2 separate regions of the Homo sapiens genome follow, and region 1 is linked to region 2. A link is a loop called in an ENCODE intact Hi-C map of the cell type or tissue named here. Cell type or tissue: Caco-2. All regions are shown on one strand. Links, peaks and the distances in the headings refer to the core of each region. The heading gives the core; the rest is flanking DNA. Region 1 has its middle 9.1 kb from the start of MIR297. Region 2 has its middle 99 kb from the start of MIR297.

The links. A loop is a pair of places that touch in the nucleus more often than their neighbours do. Peaks named below come from ENCODE experiments on the same cell type or tissue, not always from the same donor. Only the 100,000 strongest peaks of a DNase experiment are listed, where the experiment ranks them.
Region 1: a loop joins it to region 2, with 2.3 times the contacts of the local background. A loop is called at or near these places in 1 of 110 quality-filtered maps.

What each region holds. Positions count from the first base shown.
Region 1 is chr4:110,848,827-110,854,223 of GRCh38, forward strand. No RefSeq gene overlaps it. Among named protein-coding and RNA genes, the nearest start is that of MIR297, 9.1 kb to the right of the region's middle. In Caco-2, for the core only: no CTCF peak of the experiment used is centred there; a DNase peak (open chromatin) is centred at 2,455; H3K4me3 peaks cover 749 bases.
Region 2 is chr4:110,957,393-110,962,789 of GRCh38, forward strand. No RefSeq gene overlaps it. Among named protein-coding and RNA genes, the nearest start is that of MIR297, 99 kb to the left of the region's middle. In Caco-2, for the core only: CTCF peaks have their summits at 2,119 (motif pointing left) and 2,324; no DNase peak of the experiment used is centred there.

The DNA.
Region 1 (5,397 bases), core at 155-5,154, 110 kb before region 2:
ATTCAAGTGTGGCTAAAAGCCTAGAAATCATCCCCAGGGGCCTGGCACCAAATATTTTATTTTTTAGTAAAATTATTTAACCAGTGTAAACCATAACTATATATAAGAAGGGTTCCAGATAGCTAGCTGAGTCACTACAGTACAAAGAAATGACAGGCCAAGAAGACTAAGGTGTTGAATAAACATGTATTGAAGGAGGCAGGAGTGCCCAGCCGTTCTGGCCACTTGTTTTACAGTCACACAGGCTTTGTTTCAGGTCCTAGTTTGCTACTTACAAATTTTGGGACTTGGGCAGGTTATGTAATTTCTCCTAAATTTCAGTTTTTTTCATTTATAAAATAGTAATGACAGTATCTATCTCACTGATTAGTAGGGAAGATTGTATGAGACAATGCTTAGAACTGTGCCTGGCTGTAGTCAACACAATATATGTTGTTGATATTGTTTTAAATTATTATTCTTGTTATTGTTGTATCAATTTGCAATTATGCAGAAACAGGAAATAAATGACACACATAGCTGTATACTAGAAAGCCTTCCTATTAGATATATGTCAGAATTCACGTGCTAAAACTTACACAGTAATAGTTAAGAATATTCATTTTATTTTAATTGAAACTAACATTTAGATAGCATTTACTATGTGCTAGGCATTATTTTTAACCACTTTAAAAATATTATCTTCACAAGCCTAGGAAGTAGGTGCCATTATTTTCTTCATTTCAAGATGAGTAAATTGAGGAAGAGAGATGCTGGTAGGTGAGGTCACTTAGCTGGGAGGCGAAGGAGCCAGAATTCAAAACCAGACAATGTGGTTCGAGTGTCTGTGCGCCTAACCACCACCCTCCCTGCCCCTGTGGAAGGCTTGACTCGCAGTGTGGCATGGCTATGCTTATTTGTGGGCACATGACATTCCAAAACAAGAGGAACTTGGATTTAAAAGCCAACGTAGAAATAGAACCCTAATTACATAAATATCTTTGAAGCACTAGCGTAAACAATCTGCTATTTCAAAAGAAAAATAGAACAGTTGAAAAATTGTGTCTATTGAGAGAGTATAAAATAAATCATTAGACAAAGGAGATTAGAAGTAGTATGTATATGAACATGGTGTATATTATCTGTGTATAAATATTTACAAACTTTTCCTATTTCTTGGCTCCACTCTTGTGTATATGTGTATTTGCAACATCACATGAAAATGTAAGAGGATTTAACATCAGGCAAAAATAGCTTTTGAATGTTTTTACCTTTGGTCTCTTGTATGATTTTAACAAATGCCTAATTTCCATATGCAATTGTTATAGCAATGTGACAATGCAGAACTTTTTCTAAGCTAAAATAAGGGCAAGTATGATGAATACAGAAATGTGTATTTTTGCAGGGATCCTCACATCTAATTAATATGCCACATCTCAGTTGTGTTCTATTTTAATTGTTGCCCATCATGGCTTGGAAATAAAATGTTATTGAGAATGATAATAATGTTCACATTAGTGAAATAATGTGGTTAGACATCCTTTTATATCTTTAAAATTCTTATTTGATATTCCCAGAGTAGAGATCTTTCTCTATCTGAATTAGTAGTTTGTTACTTTATATTATAGTTTGGACTATGTATACATAGCTTAGTTTAAAAAATGAAATCTTTATTATTTAATGAAGTACTGAAAGTTTTCACTGAAGTTTTCCTTGCTAAATATAGCTAGCAATATAGCACTCAGACATATAAGATGGGTAATTGTGCAAATAAATTGTTCCCTTTTTTATTTGTTTGCTGCTAGTAATGAGTAACTGACAGTTCTAGCTAAGAGCTCAACTTTATTGCAGGTCATCCAGTAGCTGTTTACAAAAGTCAATAGTTAGGTTGTAAGAAATAGAAAAAAATGTCAATCTCTGTCAAATGAAGACAGATAGTAATCGTTGTTCACATTTCAAAGTATTTATCACTGCTTACTATCATTTTTCTCTCCGAGCAAATGAATCATTTTAAATAGAAGCAAACTGATCCTCCTATTAGCAAGTCTAAATCAGTAGAACAACATCTATTTTCAGAATCTTTGTAGCTATAAAGGGACCTTTACAGTTTGCAACACTTTGACCCGTCCCAAAATGACAGCATTCTGTTACAAATAGATATTAGGGACTTGGTGCCAGCGTCTCTATTGTGGAACCTTTGGGTTGGGAAAGCCGACAGCTGGGAGGAGTTCAGTGTTTTGAAGGTTATGATCACAGCAATTTCATAAGTGCTTTATTTCAGTTCTCTTCTGGCTGCAGAAGGGACAGGTGCGGTCTGGTTCTGATTTCACTGGTCTTAATTTCTTATCTGACCTGGTAGTCAATCAAGGGCATGAGAGAGGGGGAATGAGGGAGAGGTGGATGCGTGGGAGAGAAGAGCTGGGGACTCTAAGCTGCAGGGGGAGGGGTGCATGCATCTGCGAGGCACTGTGTGTGTCTGTGTGTGTCTGTGTGTGTGTGTGCGTGTGTGTGTGTAGTGCTAAGCATCTGACTTTTCTCATCGAGGAACTGGCAGCTCTGCCTGTCATTCCGCACTTCTGTGTATACGAATGCTGCCCTGTGCAAAATGGATTTCTGAGTGTTAACCATCATGTTCTTCTTTTCCAAAGGGTCTTCTGTAGGATTTCATTTGCAGAGCACAGAGGGCAATATCTAGGGTAATTCCAGGGCTTAGTGGCTGTGATCTTTTGTCAACTCTCCTTGTGAGAGAAATTAAACTTGGTATGGGCACCCACCATTGCAGCAAGTGCAACGCCATTCCTGGCCAATGGGCGGGAAATCATAAACCTGACGAGTATTTATGAGAGGGAAAAATGAGATGTCATAATATGACAAGAATATATTCATTAAATCTTTCAATTTCTCAGAAACAGAGAATTCCCACTTCAGTAAAAGGCTTTGAGCAGATTTATCAAGTCTGACATTCTTACTTTTATGAGATTTGAGTCTCTATGCTAAAATGAGATATATTTAAAAGGAGGACAGCCTTTCCAAAGGAGGAAAACTCCTAAAAAGGTGGAGATAATATAACACTAGCCATTGTTCCTTTGATGGAATACTAGATAATGCCTACAATATGCACCGAAAAAATCAGAGCACAAACATGAGTACCAAAATAAATTATGCCTTTCAAAGTATAGAAGGATATACTAACTTATTTCATGGTTTCTTTAATAGTAGCCTCTTATAATTGTCAAGCACTTTCATTTTATTTCAATACAATCAAACAATAACAGCATGCATTTAAGGTATTTGCCAGAAATATAGCTTTCATAATTGCAGTGTGTCTATAGACTGATTTTACTAGGATGACTGAAGCGGTCTATGCTGGGAAATAAGCACATGGGGCTACACCCATCAATATCACCCCATATATATTTTTTTATCTGTGAGACCTGCACAGGTATATTATGACAGGTACCACTCTGCTCATGATAGGTTTTCGTGAAATATTTTTAGGTTATTTGTGCTGATCTCAGAATTGCCTAAATCTACTTGTCTCATTTTTAGTGGACTGGAAAACTGGACTTTTCTCAGTTTGAATATTTTAGAATCAAACCTAGATTTGGACATCTGCCAGTGTGGAAAGCACATTGGAGCTGCTTTCGAAGCCGTCTTGTTACACCCCTGACCTTGGAGACACAGACTCTTGAGTCTCAGGTTATAACCATGACTGTGATCTGATTGGTATTCATGTTGAGATGCTGTGTGTTCTCTAAGAAGGCTGTGCATATCTTTAGGAAAGTGTAAGTGGTTGGTATGCCTGAGGGAGGGAGACAAATTTGTGGCTTTTAATCTAGATTCGGATCAAAGGGGGGAACTTCAGTGGGCAAAATTTAGCATTAATTCCATATTCTGGATCACTCATAATATCCTCCTAATGTTTGGTGATTAGGGTTATTACAGTATGCCGAGCCCTAAGAGTACATCTTAGAATGGAAATACCTATAATTAATATTGTGTATAATATTTAAAAGATGTTAACTATACTACACAAAATCTTGTTAATGTAACTTAAGTAGGGCTCTTTCTTTATAGCCTCAAAAGAGAAAATGTTACCCCTAAGAATGAGGACACAGAGATAGGGGCTATTTGCAGCCAGAATCCTCTAATGTAAATAAAACATAAACTTTTTATTATCTATAAAGTCAGGGGCTATTTGCAGCCAGAATACGCTAACGTAAACCAAAAAAGTGGTTACCTCAGATCACAATGAAAATGTCTATGATAAGAGGACAGAGTACAACAATAAAACACGCTTTCTTTAAAAAATTAATTTAGAAAAGTTTGTTTCATGTGCACACTTTTTTTTTAAAAAAAGTATAAGCTTCTGGTGAGCAATGGATAGAGTTTCTCTTTCTTTGGGAGTCAGCCCAGTGCATGGTAGACCCTCTGTACACGCGGCAGGGAACGTGTCTTCCTCTTCTTGGCATCCTTCTTACATGTGACAGCCATTAATACACATAGGAAGGGTTAAAGACATATTTCCTGCAGGGAGAGTTGTTTGACATGAAAGGGAAACCTTTATTTTAATATTAGGTTTATGCAAAATTAATTGTGGTTTTTGCTATTAAAAGTCATGGCAAAAACCGCAATTACTTTTGCACCAACCTAATAGTTGCCTATTCACCGTGAAATACTGCCAAATCTTTTTTTCACATTTCAATTTTACTTCATTTTTTAGTATTAATATTATTAAGGATTGCTTATAGGTCTCTATTCTAGACTAAAATCTTTCCTTTTATATAAAGGGCCAAGATCACATATTCAGTTTTATATTCCATCCCTAATTTTTTTTTGCACTGGCTTCTTTCATTTGCCACCTGTGTGACCTTAGACGAATTACTTAGCGTCTCTGTGCCTCAGGTTCTTTATCAGTAAAATAGAAATGATAATAATACACAGCAGGGTTCTGATGAGAATCATAGTTAATTTGGTGCTTATATATAGTGAGCACTCAATAAATATCAATTATAGTTTTATAGTAATATTAATGTCTTCATAATTGACTGGCACAGTAGCTGGCACCAAATGGGCATCTGTAACTTATTTTATATGTTTAAATGACATTAAGGCATGAATCACAGTAATCACTAATGAAAAGATATTTTTCTGTAACACAAAGAGACAATTTGCAGCTGCAAAATTATAGACATTTCACTTTTTTCCTACAGCCTGTTTCCTGCTTGTTGAAAATAGCAAAGGAGAATGTCTCTTTCATTTTTAAAGTGCTGTAATCTCTGTGGTAATAAAATAATAAAACACAATAGTATCTAATTTTATTCTAGCAAAAACATGCGAGATCTGGGTATAATAAAGTCCATTTATATTTAGTTATAGTTTACAAATATTATTGGTTCCCCATTGCCTACATTAAAT
Region 2 (5,397 bases), core at 169-5,168:
TATTGCTTATTATTCTAGCCTTGGAATTCTTAGTATTATAATAAGATTGGTAATGCTTTCCTTTCCTTATTTCAGTGCATAATAAATTTAATGTTTTCGAAAGTGAATATTTATTTAGGGATAAAATAAAGACTGTGCTTTATGGTTACAGTTTGCATGCTCCTCTGTAAAGAATATAGTGGCTGTCTTCTGTTAGTATAGCTAGTTTTAAATTCAAAAAGTCTATCAAGTTTTTAAAGAAAATGTTAATATATTACACATGGCATATTGTGTTAAAAAGTCTTTCTATGATATTCAAAATGTTTCAGAAACAATGACAAGGTCAGTGTTGCTAGAAAATCAGTGTTTTACTAGAATGCAATGGTTTTAATGGAAATAATAACAACTCACACATTTTAAGGCTTAAAACTGAACTCCTTGATTGTGTTTAGCATATTGGAAGTTACAAGGAGCTCCTATTTTGTAGTTGCTGTAGATTAGATCGGTAAATGAAAATGTCTTTCTGATTTCCTAGAAACACTTTGTTTCTATTTTTTGTGAACATAGATACTTTGGGGACCCGGCCTTGTTATCTCATGACTGTTTTCCAGGCTGTGTTATCATGATGAATGGGTAATTACAGTACAGGGCACCCACACAGGCCACTGCATATGAGACCCTTCATTTAGGACGTTTTTACTTTATAGAGAGATTCTTTATAAGTTATGAAGCTCTTGGGTTAAATTAAATTTCATTTTGTCATACCTAATGTGTTTATTTTCTCTTGTGAAGAAAAAGTCTTCAAACTTCATATGATTTCTTAAATTCAAAAAACACAAGAAGCACAATTCCAATTTCATGAGAATGTATTATTTCTTAGTATCATACATTCATAGATGATAGACTACTTTAATGTGTGTGTTAGCAGTGCTTTGACTTGTTTAAAAATGCCATCATTTAATAATATGAATTTTTCTTGCTAAGAATAAAAATTGACTACACAATATGATAATATTTGTTTCTGATCCAACACACAAAATGAAAGCTTTGCTTATTTATTTGATTAAAATGCAAAAGTGCAAGTACGTTTAGGTTTGTGTTGTATAGAATAGAACTTATTTTATCAATCACTTTCATAACCTTTAAAGAGCCTTAAATAGTACATATGAAAAACACATTCATATCAGGTTCCCCTTGAGGATTTTTTCTTTGGTTTAAGAAAATTTTATTAAAAATCGGCATTGCAAATAACATTTTTCATAACTATATGTAGACCTGTTAAAATTTTTATTAAAACTGGAGTTCGGCCTGTTCTTTTTCATCATTCTATCAGATATTAAACTCCTGCAGCAGCTGTAGGAAATAGAGAAAGGGATTTTCAAAGGGATTTGAGTCTCCCTGTCTCTGTGCCTTTAGTGATCATATTATCATAACTATCACACATAACAAAGCTCTAAATCTGTAATTCAGATAAAGTAGTCAGGACTCTGAAATACAAAAATCCAAACATATGCCGTAACATTTTTTTGCAATGCTGGCTCCTTTAACGTGGATTTTGTAAACTTGGAGAGGTATTCAAGAGCTTTTGTATACGAACACAAACTAAACAACATTGTTAGTGGTATGTTTCACAGAGATTTAATTAGAGGTGTTTTTATACATCCAAGCAGTTCCATTAAAAGACCATGCCTGCATGCTCTAGCAAATTATGATCAAACCTCTAAAGGTTAAAAAGAATGAAATCAGAAGCTTGTTTTGAAGCAAGGTCTACATGAATCTATGTCTAATCCTGCAACAGTCTGAGTTCTTTCTCAAGAGAGCAACATTCCTTAAATGCAGTGCTAAGGGTGGTAAGTGTGACCACATAATTTTTTTATGAATTAAATTAAAAATGAGGGTAATAAAATTGTAAATGGGCTGAAATCCAACTGAAAATTACACAAGAAAGAGTTACACAATGAGTTTTTTCTTCACATTTACAGGACAAATTTATAACTTAATGTCTACATGAAAAGAATATTTGTGCTGTAAAAAGTTGGTAAAACTCTAATCAGAATGTCCAACCAGTTTGTAAATGAGCAGCTGTATGTATATATTTATTGTAACAGTGCCTTCTACTGGTCACACATTATCTATGATGTCAGTGAAATTACTGAAAAGTAATGAAAACTTGTGTTTATCCTAAATTATTCTTGGGTATTTTTATTGCCTTGGCAAAAGTATTTCTGTGAATCACAACTTACATACATAAAAAATATAGTGTGTTAGAGATTAACACATTTGATTTCTGTTGTACTTTAGCAGTAATAGGACCTGTTAAAAAGTTTCTCCTAAAAAGAAAAGCATTTCCTACATACTGCAACTTAAAATGGGGAATATTTCCACCTGTTTATTTTATTGTCTTTCCGATTTTGAAATTGATCTTTTACTTACCAGCATTTTTCTTTTTAGCTTTTCAGTCACACTGTGTCTAATTAAAATGAGTAGATTTCTTACATATTATCAATATCTATAAAATGTGAGAATCATGAAATTTATTTGTAACTTGAGAAATGCAGCAGAATTTGAAATATAACTTAACTAACAAAATATTTAACAATATTTAGTGAGAATGATTTAAGGTTTGTCTAACTATCTAGGTATAACAAAGATGGTTGATTTTAAATTTGCTTAGGAAAAGAATCAAATAATTAAAAAGAGAAGCATGTATAATCATGAAGAAAAGCTGCATTTTTCAGCAAAATATTGACATCAAGTATTTCATTTTCTTAATATATAATAAAGATACCACTGAAATCTCTTTATGAATCTATATGATTTCAGTTTTAATTTTAAATAATATTTAATAAAGTACTTAGATGATTATGAAATAATTGTTTTTCAAAAAAAGCATGTTCCAATTAATTTTATGTAGATATGGTTTACACTGAATGGGCTATCTTGCTGAAATAACATTTTTAAGAAATTCTGAACATGAAATTTTTACTATCTGCAATAAAAAATCTGTGCTGTGGAAAAAATATTTTACTTTTGTTTAAGTCAATAAATATTGCTTTTATTGCCTGAGGCAACATTTTAAAAAACTTTATTATATGCAAATTACAACCTGAATATCTGATAAAATTCATTCTATTTAGTTAGAAATAATTACCTCAATCGAGGCAATCTGTTTATGTTAGAAATAATGTAAATCAGAAGGAATCCTCATGATTGCCCTTATCACAGATCATTGCACGTGTGTGCTCACTAGTGCTTATTAGACTAAAATCAGAGAACTTTCCTGAGGAATACATCACGTCAGGAGCAAATTGTTTCGATGCTCAATTCAAAATTTGGAATCACCTACATGACCATAACATTCAATGGAGAAAACGCAATATTTTAATTTCCCCAAAACTCTTTATTTTAAACAATTGTTTTCTCTAGGAATGAAATGCCATCATTACAAGTCTATCTTAACATTCATGGAGAAAAGATAAGGATTAGGAACACAAGGTACAGTCAGTATTTTTTGAATAGTGTTCCAGTGAGATTTCAATCAGTGCTGAAAAGCATATTTCTTAATGGGGGAAAAAGCTAGAAAAACAGTTGTCAGAGATGAAAGGGTGCTGTTTCAGGTTTGTACACCAACAACTTCATTCCTTCCTGTGTGAGAAAATCCCTCTATTACTTTATAACAATGGCATCCGTTTTGTTTACCTTGCGGCATCCATAACAAGGATAGAGGTGTTCCTCATTAAATTTTGTTGTTTGGAATGAAGTACATAGATCTTTACAAACAAGTGTCTGGTTGCTATTTATCCATGTGTGACTATTTCCATATTATGTGTGTACATTTACACTTGCATAGATGCATCCATGAATAATGAGCCGTGGAAATATGTGCGCAAGGACATAGAAAGAGACAATACATGACAGTGGGCAGTTAATGCACTTTCATTTCCATGAGTTAGGGATAATTGCATAATTCATGAATGGCAGAGAAAAGTCACAAGTGTGAATTGCATATGGGCAACTTAATATATGTCACTACCATGCTAGTTAAAGGATGTGTTTAAACTTGCATCACTAGTAGTTTGGAATCAAATCATTTTAAGTGGCACATCAAGAGGAATTAAAAATCTACTGAAAACAATGTAATTGTTTCCTAATAAGGATAGGATATTTACAATAAGCACATTTTGTTTTTGCTTAATTTGCCTGCAAACTGAGTTTTTGTATCTTGTGTTAAAAATGATTCATTCATATTTTATTTTATGCCAGGTCTTCGTATAAACAAAATTGTGTTCTCATTTTTTTGGAAGTTACATTGTGACATCTTCTAAGTTATTGAATTCACTGAAGACATACAGATCATATTCATACTATGTCTAACACAGACATTGTAATGATGATGTGTATTTCATAAAGAATAGTGATCTTTGCTAGAACTTCAGAATTTTCAACAGTTTTTGAGATATATAATAAATATAATTTTCTATGCATTATTTTTCTTGGTTGGAAGATTTAAACCATAGTACTCAGTAATTAAATATTCATTGAGAACTACTTCCTAGTATTATTTAAATAGTACATTCAAATGAAGTAGTTAAGATGTTCCATGAGAAGAGCAACAGATTAGTAATTTTAAAAGATTTCAGATTCAAAAGTGTTGTCTTGTGGAATAATAACACAGCATTGTTATGGGGTGGGGGTGGCTGCTTGCATATTTACACACTTCTACATATAGTGTATGAGTGCTAAATTTATGTGCCAGTTGATGGATCTAAAATTGTCCCAGAGAGTTACAAATTTTCATAATGATTCTGAGGAGTTAAATTTAACCTAATGCTTTATAATTAAACTCCAATATGCAAGGAGATTTCAATGCCCTGCTCCATCAGCTCCTTGTCTGAGCAACTTCATGAACACAAATTCTTTCAGTTGTTCAGATCATTTCACCTCGCTTCTACCGCAAACGGTGTGTCACTGTATACCTGGGAGGAAGCAAAAACATTTGCTTTACAGCTGTTTTTTCAGAAACATATTTCAAAGACAAAAATGTTTGGTATGTAAAAACCAAACGGACTTCTAATATCCATTATAGTTAATGAAATAGTATATTTCCTCATGTGGGAAGAAAATTACTTTAGATTCAAACCTATGTTAACTTACTTTACACAGTTGTGAAATGTCCTAATATAAAGTATTAAAAGCAGAATATTTTTAATACAATGAACACAATACTGTGCCATTTATGAAATATAGCACAGAATTTCTGTCTCTGCCATTAAAATGCCTACAATTTGTGAACGTCGTAAAGCATACATTTTTCCTCCTATTAACTGGAACAGACTAATTGCACATTTTGAGGGTGGTTGTTGGGAGATTCCATAGGCGATATTATAGTCATTCATGGGCATCAGGCAGGTATTTAAC